Regions from separate parts of the Homo sapiens genome. Here region 2 is linked to region 1. A link is a loop called in an ENCODE intact Hi-C map of the cell type or tissue named here. Cell type or tissue: Calu3. All regions are shown on one strand. Links, peaks and the distances in the headings refer to the core of each region. The heading gives the core; the rest is flanking DNA. Region 1 has its middle 41 kb from the start of KCNQ5. Region 2 has its middle 100 kb from the start of KCNQ5.

Region 1 (7,756 bases), core at 2,731-5,230:
ACATGCACGTGGATATTTATAGAAGCTATAGTCATAATTGCCAAAACTTGAAAGCAATCAAGATTTACTTCAGCCAGTGAATGATAAACTGCTACATCCAAACAATGGAATATTATTCAGTGCTAAAAATAAATGAGTTATCAAACCATGAAATACATGATGAAACCTAAATGCATATTACTAAGTGAAAGAAGCTAAAAGGGCTACATAATGAAGATCCCAACTATATGATAGCCTGAAAAAGGCAAAATTATGGGGACAATGAAAAGATTAGTGGTTTCCAGGGGTTAGGCAGGAGGGAGGAATGAATAGGCAGAGCACAAGAGGATTTTTAGGGCAGTAAAGCTGAGGTAAGAGGTGACACTCAAATCTGGAGGTGGGGCTCAGACACCAGACAAAATTGAGGACTAGCTAAAGCAGGGATGGGGTGGAAGCAGTTTTCCATAAGGCACACTTACCAGTGTGCTATGGCAACACCCAGGAGTAACCGCTCCTTTCCATGGCAATGACCCAATGACCCAAAAGTTACCTCTTTCTTAGAAGTTTCTGCATAGACCATCCCTTAATCTACATGTAATTAAAAGTAAGTGTAAATATGACTGCAAAACTGCCCTGAGCCACCATACTCAGCCTATGAGGTAGTCCTGCTCCATAGGAGCCCTCAAAGAGCTGTAACATTGCCGAAGCTGTAACATTGCTGCTTCAGTAAAGCTGTTTTCTTCTACCCTACCATTGACTGCCCTTGAATTATTTCCTTGGTGAAGCCAAGAATCCTCACAGGCTAAGTCCACTTTGGGGCTTGCCTGCCCTGCATCAAAACTACTCTATATAATACTAAAACAGTGGATACATTATATATTTGTCCAAACCCATGGAATGTACAACACCAAGGGCAAATGCTAATATATACTATGGACTCTGGGTGATAATGGTGTGTCAATGTAGGTTGATCAACTGTACCAAATGTACCACTGTAATGTGGAATGTTGACAGTGGGAGAGGCTGTGCATGTTGTGGTGACAAGAAGTATAAAGGAATTTTCTGTACTTTCCACTTATTTTTCTGTTAACCTAAAACTGCTCTACAAAAAAAAAAAATATTAACTTTAGAACATCTTTTAAGTAATGCCTGATTTTCTCTGTAGACTAGTACTTAAGAATTGGACATGTTAGCAAATCAACTGCAGCAAAATTGAAAATAATGGCTTTAATGGATTGGGCCCAGTGGCTCATGCCTGTAATCCCAGCATTTTAGAAAGCCAAGGTGGGCAGATCACTTGAGGTCAGGAGTTTGAGACCAGCCTGGCCAACATGGTGAAACCCCATCTCTACTAAAAATACAAAAATTAGTCGGGCCATGGTGGCACACGCCTTTAATTCCAGCTATTCAGGAGGCTGAGGCAGGGGAGTTGCTTGAACCAGGGAGGTGGAGGTTGCAGTGAGCCAAGATCAAAACACTGCATTTCAGCCTGGGCAACAGAGCAAGACTCCATCTCAAAAAAAAGAAAGAAAAAGGAAAAGAAAAGAATGGCATTAGTATACATACACATACATACCTACTACTTATAAGATACGAAAAAATTTTAATTCATGTTTCTCTTTTTCTAGTTTGCAGACTTTGTTATTTAAAATTGCTTTCCAGATTTACACATGTGAAATGTATTTGATGTCAAAACAATTTTAAAATTATTATGTATTGACAGAGCCCTAACAGAAATTCACTAATCTGTGAATGAATGTTTGATATATCTTAAACATTAAAAATATCACTATTGTGTGCTCAAGGTATAAAACCAGACGATGCAACATGAGCGGATGGTCTGTGTCTCTCATCCAGCACCCAGGTATTAATAAATGCTGCTTATGCCTTAGCACACTGATTAAATGGCACACGTTAGTGCTTTCTCTTTTTACTTCCTTAGGAATTTTCCTTTCTAAGAAAACTCTTGGGGATTTTTCTTAAAGTCAGATTTTAGCACAATAACAAAAACAAATATGAAAATATTTTAAACTCTTCATTTTTACATTGTTGGTGCATTTTTGGAAAATGCATTTAAAAAGAAAGGTGTTGATAAGTTATTGCTAATAGGACACCTATTAACATCGTGAGACACAACAATGTTCTATAGAACAGGACTTGGAAAACTCTTCACTATATGATTAAGCCCTTTCATAATAAAAAAAGATATTCTATTGACAAATCCTAAGTTAACCGACAGCATCTTTCTTTCATCCTGGTAAATATTGACAGTAATGTAACAGTGAAGTTTGCTACGCCATAGTGTTATTTCTTCTCTTCTAAGAAACACTGCTGGAAATAGTACATAGTGTATTTTTGAAAAGCTGGTGGTCTCCTGATGTACTCATGCATGTGGAGCATGTTAGAATTAGCAGAAATTATTAAAATCTGTCCTTGAAGATGCGAATTCTTCAAGAAATAATGTGTATTAAATTCACAGCTCAGTATTTCATTTTTGTTTTAATTTGATAGATGGATCTCTCACGATCTCTAATGATTCCTTCCTGTCTCTATACAATCATCCTGGAGGGAATATTTCTCATCTTAAAAAGTTGGACAAGAACTCTTTAATATCTCTACTTTAAAGCAGGAGTTATATTTATTTTCTTTTGTGTTGTATATAGAATGTATTTGTAAAATGTTCAAATAATGACAGCAAAAACACAAGATTCTATAACTGTTAGTTTTAGAATGTATGTATGACAGTACAGGGAGGCCATGTGAAACAACAAAGAGCACTGTGACCACGGATCATTCATAGAGACAGAAGATTGTTGCATGATGCAGGCTTACCAAAATTTCTCAGGTTTTGTTGATTCCTATCCTCTAATGAATTGATTTTCTTTAAGTAAAGTTTCAGTTACTGAAAGAGAAGAACTATAAAAGTTGTTTTCCCATTGTATAAGAAATACACTTCAATACTCATTGCACCTTATGGTTTTGATACAAATATGTGCTGTTGATGCAAACAAAAGTTTATATAAAAGTTACCTATAGACAAAAAAAATGATGTAAATTTGCAGTGTGGATGCAAATGAAATTACAGAAATTATTTTTGAAGGCAGAACACTGACTTATAAATTTGCTTGGTTTTTCTTTTCCGTTGCATACATTAGGTTAGTTCAGTCTTTTTCTGTGGTTTAGTCATATATTATTAGGTATTTAGAGATATAATAATTAAACAATCCAATCCTGCAACAAATACCAGTTTGCTAAAGAAAACCACAAGATAGAAAGTGAGAACATAACTGTGACAAACTTGCTATTGCACCACTTTGGTAGAAATACAAAGAAGGACATAACAGGTTGAAAGCATATGTGTCACACCGTGAAAACAATCAGTTATTTGCTTTGCTATCTTTTGTATGAACCATTCCTTTTCTTAAAATACAAATTTAAGCACATTGTACCTTGTACTTCCAAAGTTAAAATAATGGAGTGCTCTAAATTAAAAATAAAAAACAATAGCTGTGATAGCTCCCATTTTGGGAAGTATTACAGTCCTAATTCCTGAAAGAAGCTCAACATGACATTATCTATATGTTTATTTTGAATATTGTAAATTCTTCTCCCGAGTGGAAAGTAGAGGGTGTGGAACTTACAAATTCCATTGTGTAACTTATCTTGGGAGGGCCGGATTCCGTTAGTGTATCTCATTTTTCAGACAATTTTCTGACCTTGTGGAGCAATTAAGGAAGACCTCTTCTTGGCTGCTTTGCTAAATGTTCTTAGTGCCATCTGCTGCATGCTTCCGGCTACTGTAGGGGGAACTACTCTAGTTAATAGGAGCTTACGAAATAGAAAGAGCTGACATCATATTTATCAAATGGCAGTCCATGTGTGGAAAGAAAACACACTATTAAAGCATTCTGACATAAAAAACACTTTGGAAACTATCTTAGAAATAGTTAATAACAATTAGTTTTGTAATTCTTACACTAAAATTATATCTTTAATGTATTCCATTTCCTGTATAAAATGTCTATGTGTAATAATTTCATCTGATACGTAATTTAGCATTAGCTATAGCTCTTCTACAGTCAAGCTATTATTATCTTTCAGCTTGCTCCTTAAACAAACTATAAATCTATTGCATTTGGAAGCAGCAAAAATAATATAATGCCACTAATAAAGTCTATCGGGAGACATTCATATTGCTTTTTTAATTAAAGGGCTTCTTTTTGATTTAAAAAAGCTAGTAAATAAATAGGACAGATATAAAACAACTAAAAACCAGATGAACCATTATCCTGAAGAGTATTTCCAAAGATACATTTTGATAGCTAACTACTATTTCCTTTCTTCCCTCCTTCCTTCCTTCCTTCCTTCCTTCCCTCCTTCCATCCTTCCTTCCTTCCTTTCTTCCTTCCTTCCTCTCTCTCTCTCTCTTTCTTTCTTTTGTATTATACTTTAAGTTCTGGGGTACAAGTGCAGAATGTGCAGGTTTGTTACATAGGTATACACGTGCCATGGTGGTTTGCTGCACCCATCAACCCGTCATCTACATTAGGTATTTCTCCTAATGTTACCCCTCCCCTAGCCCCCCACCAACCGATAGGCCCCGGTGTGTGATGTTCCCCTCCCTGTGTCCATGTGTTCTCATTGTTCAACTCCTACTTATGAGTAAGAACATGCAGTGTTTGGCTTTCTGTTCTTGTGTTAGTTTGCTGAGAATGATGGTTTCCAGCTTCATCCACGTTCCTGCAAAGGACGTGAACTCATTCCTTTTTATGGCTGCATAGTATTCCATGTTGTATATGTGCCACATTTTCTTTACCCAGTCTATCATTGATGGGCATTTGGGTTGGATCCAAGTCTCTGCTATTGTGAACAGTGACGCAGTAAACATACGTGTGCATGTGTCTTTATAATAGAATGATTTATAATCCTTTGGGTATATACCCAGTAATGGGATTGCTGGGTCAAATGGTATTTCTGGTTTTAGATCCTTGAGGAATCACCACACTGTCTTCCACAATGGTTGAACTAATTTACATCCCCACCAACAGTGTATAAGTATTCCTATTTCTCCACATTCTCTCCAGCATCTGTTGTTTCCTGACTTTTTAATGATAGCCATTCTAACTGGCATGAGATGTTATCTCATTTGGTTTGGATTCACATTTTTCTAATGACCAGTGATGATGAGCTTGTCTTCATATGTTTGTTGGCTGCATAAATGTCTTCTTTTGAGAAGTGTCTGTTTATATCCTCCGTCCACTTTTTTATGGGTTTGTTTTTTCCTTGTAAATTTGTTTAAGTTATTTATAGACTCTGGATATAGCCCTTTGTCAGATGGATAGATTGCAAACATTTTCTCCCATTCTGTAGCTTGCCTGTTCACTCTGATGATAGTTTCTTTTGCTGTGCAGGAGCTCTCTAGTTTAATTGGATCCCATTTGTCAATTTTGCCTTTTGTTGCCATTGCTTTTGGTGTTTTAGTCATGAAGTCTTTGCCCATGCCTATGTCTTGAATGGTATTGCCTAGGTTTTCTTCTAGGATTTTTATGGTTTTAGGTTTCACATTTAAGTCTTTAATCCATCTTGAGTTAATTTTTGTGTAAGATATAAGGAGGGGATCCAGTTTCAGTTTTCTGCATATGGCTAGCCAGTTTTCCCAACACCATTTATTAAATAGGGAATCCTTTCCCCATTTCTTGTTTTTGTCAGGTTTGTCAAAGTTCAGATGGTTGTATACATGTGGTGTTATTTCTGAGGCCTCTGTTCTGGTCTATGTATCTGTTTTAGTACCAGTACCATGCTGTTTTGGTTACTGTAGCCTTGTAATATAATTTGAAGTCAGGTAGCATGAGGCCTCCAGATTTGCTCTTTTCACTTAGGACTGTCTTAGCTATATGGGCTCTTTTTTGGTTCCACATGAAATTTAAAGTAGTTTTTTCTAATTCTGTGAAGAACATCAATGGTAGCTTGATGGGGATAGCATTGAATCTATAAATTACTTTGGGCAGTATGGCCATTTTCACGATATTGATTCTTCCTATCCATGAGCATGGAATGTTTTTCCATTTGTTTGTGTCTTCTCTTATTTCCTTGGGCAGTGGTTTGTAGTTCTGCTTGAAGAGGTCCTTCACATCCCTTGTAAGTTGTATTCCTAGGTATTTTATTCTCTTTGTAGCAATTGTGAATGGGATTTCACTCATGATTTGGCTCTCCATTTGTCTGTTATTGGTGTATAGGAATGCCTGTGCTTTTTGCACATTGATTTTGTATCCTGAGATTTTGCTGAAGTTGCTTATCTGCTTAAGGAGTTTTGTGCTGAGATGATGGGGTTTTCTAAATATACAACCATGTCATCTGCAAACAGAGACAATTTGACTTCCTCTTTTCCTATTTGAATACCCTTTATTTCTTTTCTCTTGCCTGATTTCCCTGGTCAGAACATCCAATACTGTATTAAATAGGAGTGGTGAGAGAGGGCATCCCTGTCCTGTGCCGGTTTTCAAAGGGAATGCTTCCAGCTTTTGCCCATTCAGTATGATATTGGCTGTGGGTTTGTCATAAATAGCTCTTATTATTTTGAGATACGTTCCATCAATACCTAGTTTATTGAGAGTTTTTAGCATGAAGCGGTGTTGAATTTTATCAAAGGCCTTTTCTGCATCTATTGAGATAATCATGTGGTTTTTGTCACTGATTCTGTTTATGTGTTGGATTACGTTTATTCATTTGAATATGTTGAACCAGCTTTGCATCCCAGGGATGAAGCCAACTTGATCATTGAGGATAAGATTTTTTATGTGATAGCTAAGTACTATTTAAATGGAGAGAAAAGACTGCTTGTGATTACCTTATTTTGAAGAATAAGGAAACTAGTATCCAAGTATGCAACTCTATGACTCCTTAACCAGCAAACACCATTTGGACACATGGACTGTAACTCTTCCATAGACTGATACTGATGATAGAACTATATCCCTTTTATTACTTCCTTAGTTAGTTTTTCTTTTCCTGATAAAGCATTTATCATTCTAAGACCTGGTGTGTGTTAGGATGGCTGTCAGTTATGACCAAGCTCATGTGTCTATTCTGGTTCTAATCTGTCCCCTTACTCTAATACTTAAGATTCAAGGAAGAATGTGGCTACTCCATTTTTCAGCAGATGCTGTTCCAATTCTCACCTGACCTGGTGTACGGTTCTTTGGATCACTTGCAAGGGGCTTCACTTGCAAGAAGCTTGGTAATTTCAACGAGATTTTCTCATTTGCTATAATAAGCTTGTTGACATGCTTTGTGGCAATAATTATATAGTTTAATCCTTAATAGTCTGATTTATTACCTAAAATATGTAAGTATAATGCCCAAAGAGGACTGCCCCAGTCTTTATCTCTTAAACTGTCTGCTGGTAACTCTTATTCTGTAACAATCTCTTGAGCTAGTTTTTCTTTGCATTCCAGAGAATTATGCCTTTCTTTTACCCTGTCTACAGACCATTCTCATCTGGCAGATAATTAATATATTAAAGAATCTTATTCCTTGTAGTGTTTTAAAATCATCACTTCCTAACAACTACACAAGCCATTTCTTCAATTTTGGAAATGAAGCAGACTATGTGGTAATGCAAAAGGTGTTTAATTATGTATAAAACAGATCATAGTTGCAAAATGATAAAGAAACTAGAGGCATTATAGTAAAATACTGCAAGGAAAAAACATGATTAAAAGTGCTGCAAGCTAATAACAAATATATTACAAAAATACTTAGATTGACAGAACTCTTT
Region 2 (5,608 bases), core at 2,706-5,205, 58 kb before region 1:
TTAATGCCTTCAGACTATTTGAACTCTCTACTGTAAGGATTACTATATGCAATGTGTTCTATATATGTACATGTAATAATCTTTTTTTGAATATATATTGGTTTGAGCTATCTGTCTCTAAATCTTCCTCACTGAGAAACTAGTGATGACACTTAGTGTGGCTAAGAGGATAATCTCTTTGCTTGTCCTGACTATATTCTCTATTTTGTGTGTGGTAGGCTGTTCATTTCTAGGTGCACATTACAGTTTTAATCTCTGCATGTGCATTTGGCTCTATGCAAAGGATTGACTACATTATACAGCAATTATGACTACCTTGACAATCTGCCTTCTGCTTTTCTGCTTCTAATCTGCCTGGATTCTTTTGGTGTGGCTTCCCTGTTTTTATTCTTGCAGTTGCTGCTCCAGGATGCTATAACATTTTGGAGGACTGTTAGCACCAGCTTGAGGTTCAACCAGGTACCTCCATTTTTGTGATGCCATAAATCTTTCTCTGTGTTCATTTGAACATCCTCCCTTGAAATAGCTGTTCATATAAACATTTAATTATTTTACGTTCAAGATAGTGAGAGTGGGACTACACTGGCCTTATTTACTGAAAAATCTATTAGAGAGTAATTACTAATTATTAAACTATTTAATAATCAATCATTGAATGAGCTTTCTTTTCTCTACGAAATAATAAGTAAATAATAAATACTATCTACTAACATATAATAGGATTTCATTTGGGGGTTGATACGTATCATTGTGAATTTTCTAGTAATCCATTTAAAAAGTAAAAAGAAACAGGAAAAAATAATTTTTGACATATGTTTTACTTACCCATTTTAGGTTCCCAAGAAAGATAATAAAATTGGTCTCATTTGACCCCATTTGAGTAGAATGTTTCATGCCAGTCCATTTAGCAAACAACTGCTTGTATACAAAAAATTTATCTCTGGGTCAGCTACTACCATTCCAGTCCGGTATATACTATTTCTTCAGGTTCTACCAGTCACTGGGGAGGAAATTTTATTTCATATTGCAGGATGCATGAATCGGTACTTGTTCTTTTTTATATCTAATGATATTTTGCATTAAAATGTAGTTAAGCTCAGATGAAAGGGAAATAAATCCATGTGAATAACTGTGATTGGTCCATTACCTGGATTTCAGGGTTCCATTTTCCATCCTGAGATAAATAAAGGAATTGTTGGGGATAACTGTGATATCCACCCTGGCAATTGCTTTACATTATTGCATCATAATGCTCCCAATGCATGGAGAAAGAAGGTACTGATAGATTTGAGAATATAATTGATTTGTATCTTTAGTTTCTACCAGAAACATATTTTTCACTATTTATTTCTTTTCATGATAACTCAAAGAAGGGATTTCTCAGCACCAACACTCATGCTGTCATTATCCTAGAACTCTTTTGTTTTGCTGACTTGCTGGGGAATCCAACATCTCTCTATATTTCAAAGGTGAACAACAACAAAAACTGTATGCAGAATTCTTGAGAAGTAAATTTGCCTTACCAATCCAAGAGCAAAGTAGCACATGGGAGTCACTATAAAACAATTTTTTTTTTTTGAGACAGAGTCTTGCTCTGTTACCCAGGCTGGAGTGCAGTGGCGCGATCTCGGCTAACTGCAACCTCTGCCTCCTGGGTTCAAGCGATTCTTATGTCTCAGCCTCCTCAGTAGCTGGGATTACAGACGTGCGCCACCATGCCAGGCTAATTTTTTTGTATTTTTATTAAAGATGGGGGTTTTACCATGTTGGTCAGGCTGGTCTCGAACTCCTGATCTCAAGTGATCCACCCGCCTCAGCCTCCCAAAGTCTTGAGATAAGGCGTGAGCCATGGCACCAGGCAGAAAACATCCTTAATTGTACTTCAAAAATTAAATTACGACAAAAACCTAATGTGTGCTATCAGATTAAACAGATTTATTTTTATGGAAGTGTTGTATATGTTATATATTTTAGTTTAGTTTAATTTATCCACAATAAAGAATTTGATCAAGAAATATCAAGCACAGCAACGCGTCTGAGAATTTGTACTGCCATTGCTTGCCGGGCTTCCTATTCATTTTGGGTTGTTTTCCATTACAAGGTCCACAGAAAAGGAGGGTCCAGGCAAGTAACTATCATGCTTAAATATCAGTCATTTAAAAATGATAATCAGATTAAGGTAATTGTAAAGGGATATGACTGCCAAATTATGAATTTTAAATTTCTTAAAAATACTTGGCTATTTAAAATTAATTTGCTTATTTTAAAATAACATTATATTTTAGAGAACAATAAAATAAATTAAAAGCATCCAACAATATGATCTTATAATTGGCAAGATAAGTAGAATCATCCGTCAGTGTCTGTTGGGGATTCAGTTCAGGACGCCCATAGATACCAAAATCTGAGGATGCTCAAGTTCGTTAAATGAAATGTCATGCCCAGTCCCCTTCCCCTGCGTGCTTCTCAGATCCCCAGAGGATGTGTGCCAATATTATATCCCTCAGTCAGGAGAGAGAGCAATCCTCAGGAGAAGCTAAACTACCCTAGAGAAAAGACCAACAAATCCAAACATTTCAGAATCCCCATTATAACGTTTACTGGTCTATGATCCCATCCTTAAACAAAAACCTTGTAATTAGCTCTCTTATATACAATCAAACATCTCAGTATCACCAGACACTTCTTAAGTTGATAAACACACACACATGTGAACACACACACACACACACACACACAAACACATGTATATAGATATATGTCCAAACTGTTGGAGAGTAACTCAGCTAACGCTGCCCCGCAGATATGATTCCCATTCTCTGATTACCCTTCCTGACATCCTCAAGTTACCCATGATTTCACTACTTAGGTTTTGGATTTTTGGCTTTCTCTGGAATTTGTCAGTGTTTCTGAATATAAAACCACTACTCACCCCAGTGCTTGTGAAGACGCATGCCTTTAGACCACCCATAAAACTCAACCCAGAATCACCTGTCTTTATCAGTGGAGGTAACAGCAACAGAGGTAAGGGGTGCATTTAGTCATCCAGGGGCTCCTGAAGATAGGTTATTATTGCACAATAATACAGACAATGGTGTTGGGGCCAGAATTAAGTCATCAGGAACATTCTCTATTCTCTCTATAATCTATTATAAGTTATAATACATTCTCTCTATAATCTATTTCAGATCATAATAGATTCTCTCTATAATCTATTCCCAAGGATATTTGGGCATAAAATACTGATAAAAAGAGAGCCTGGAACCTGGAAGAACTGAGACAGAACACCATCTACAACTCACCAAAAGGAATATGCATCAAAAGAAATATGGAATTAGGCTCCATTTTTAATTAGAAACATCTTTAATCTGAATATGAACATTCTTCCAGTCAGTAGCTGAGGTTGCAAATGGCAAAAGTGATTTGGGCCTGCAGTCTGCACACTGCTGCTGTTGTCCTCTCCCTACAGAAGAGTGGGCCTGTTTGGGACATTACCTTTTTCTAACCCAGACGTTAAGGTTGTCTTTTTCATTGTAGTTTCTGGAAAAAGTTATCTCAAACCTTCCTGGGTTGAGACTATTTCTGTGGATGTTTGGGAAGAAATCTGAGAAAATTTTGATTTGAGGGTACTGATTAAAGCTTATCCATCTCACCGGTGGTCAGAGAAACTTGATTTATTTTCTTGTATTGAATGCACTTCATGTATAAGACAACTTTCTGGAAAGTGAAATTTGTTATATTTTGGCTTTTGACGGGTGAAATATAAATAAATCTCATAATGAATTTAAAAAAACAAAACAAACATTACTACCAACAGCTAACAGGCCCAAGTGGAACTGACTGAGAAGATGAGAAAACAATGTCGTGGGGGTGCACTCACCCTGAGCCACCAAGTCCCCTAGGTGATCACCACCATTTCTGCCAAAAGCCTGGCTGCCTGCCAGAAGTATGAGGATCTGCACTTAAGTGCTTCTTGGGACCATAGCTGCCAAGCCAGTCCTGCACATCTGGAAGCCCATCCTGGGTGAGGGAGGGCTGTCCTGAGGCCATGCTGCTGCGTAGGGAATGCAAATGCTACAATGTGGTTCTGACAAGCAAGGTGGCGACCTCCAGCTCCAGCGTCACCAACCAGCACAAATGAGGCAAGGGCTGCAGTGATCAGCCACCAGAGGGCCGGGTGCATGTTCTGCTTGCCCCAGAAGTTGAAACTGTATCAGAGGCAGGTGTCCCACCTGAATGCCCAGAAGGAGTGTTTCTCACACTTCTGGGCCTGATGCCAGCACTGCCAGGGGAGGCTGCACACACTAGAAGGTAATTGACGCCAGCCATGACTGCTGTATCTTTTCCATGAGCAAGAAGATGAGGACCTTCTGGAGCACGAGGGCAGCTTCTGAGATGCTCAGAGGCCTAGTGACTCCTGCCAGCATCCCAGCAAGGGCATGGGGAGGGGTGGGAGAAGAATTAATAAACTTTGGGCCTTTAAAAAAAAAAATAGTTACTCCTTCTCTCCATATCCCATCTGGTGGAGGAGAGTAAAGAGGGCCGTTGTCATCAGTTAGCATTTTTAAATCGATCCTCCTTCTTCTCGCACAAGAAATGTATGCAGTATTAAGAAGCCAGTATCTTCACACCTCTTTGATAGCTCCAAAGCAAATGTACACCAACTCAATTGCCTCCTTGCTGAATTCGGCAGGAAGCCCAGTATCTTTCCAATCTAAGCTAATGGCCTCTACTCCCTGAAATGTCCCAAAATCTAAGATCTTATGCAGACACAAAAAGAAATCCGTCCAATGACCATTTCTAATTCTCACCTGCATTTGGGTTCTCCAGAGGGACAGAACCAATAAAATATATGTATATGTATATGTATATGTATATGTATATGTATATGTATATGTATATGTATAAGATAGTTTACTGGGGAGAACTGGTTTACACAGTCACGAGGCAAAGTCCCACAATAGACCATCTGCAAGCTGGGAAAGAGAGAAGCCTATAGCGCAGGTCAGTCCAAGTCCAAAAGCCTCAAAACTAGGAAAGCTGACAGTGCAGCCCTCAGTCTGAGACCAAGGCCCGAGAGCCTACAGGAGGCCTCTGGTGAAGTCCCAGAGTCCAAAGACCAAAGAACCTGGAGTCTGATGTCCAAGGGCAGGAAGAGAGGAAGCAAGAGTCCCGCTCGTAAAGAGGGAAACAGAGCAAGAAGTCTCAGCAAGTTGCTTATCCTCTCTTTTTTGCCTGCTCTGTTCTAGTGGCCCTGGCAGCTATTGGATGGCACCCACCCACACTGAGGGTGAATCTTCCTCTACCAGTCTGCTGACTCAAATGTCAGTCTCCCCTGGCAACACCCTCACAGACACACCCAGAAACAGTACTTCACCAACCGTCTAGGCATCCCTCAATTCAGTCAAGCTGACACCTGATATTAATCATCACATCGCCTAAGAGGATAAAGAGCCCAGGGAGCTTTTAGGTGGCTGCCACCCACCTGCTCCTGCTGGCACAGCAGATGTCAAACCCCTAAAGCCCAGAAGATGCATTCTCTTCATCATTGAGCTTTAGTGTCTCCGAGGAGACATAGTCACCTACCCGAGTTAACAAAGGAAGACCT

Evidence for each region. Hi-C counts contacts between places; a loop is a spot of excess contacts. Peaks named below come from ENCODE experiments on the same cell type or tissue, not always from the same donor. Only the 100,000 strongest peaks of a DNase experiment are listed, where the experiment ranks them.
Region 2: it touches region 1 in a loop (4-fold over the local background); 3 of 110 quality-filtered maps call a loop at or near these places.

Annotation. Positions count from the first base shown.
Region 1 is chr6:72,576,783-72,584,538 of GRCh38, forward strand. No RefSeq gene overlaps it. Among named protein-coding and RNA genes, the nearest start is that of KCNQ5, 41 kb to the right of the region's middle. In Calu3, for the core only: a CTCF peak has its summit at 3,756 (motif pointing left); a DNase peak (open chromatin) is centred at 3,759.
Region 2 is chr6:72,518,820-72,524,427 of GRCh38, forward strand. It overlaps the pseudogene LOC100422453. Among named protein-coding and RNA genes, the nearest start is that of KCNQ5, 100 kb to the right of the region's middle. In Calu3, for the core only: no CTCF peak of the experiment used is centred there; a DNase peak (open chromatin) is centred at 4,172.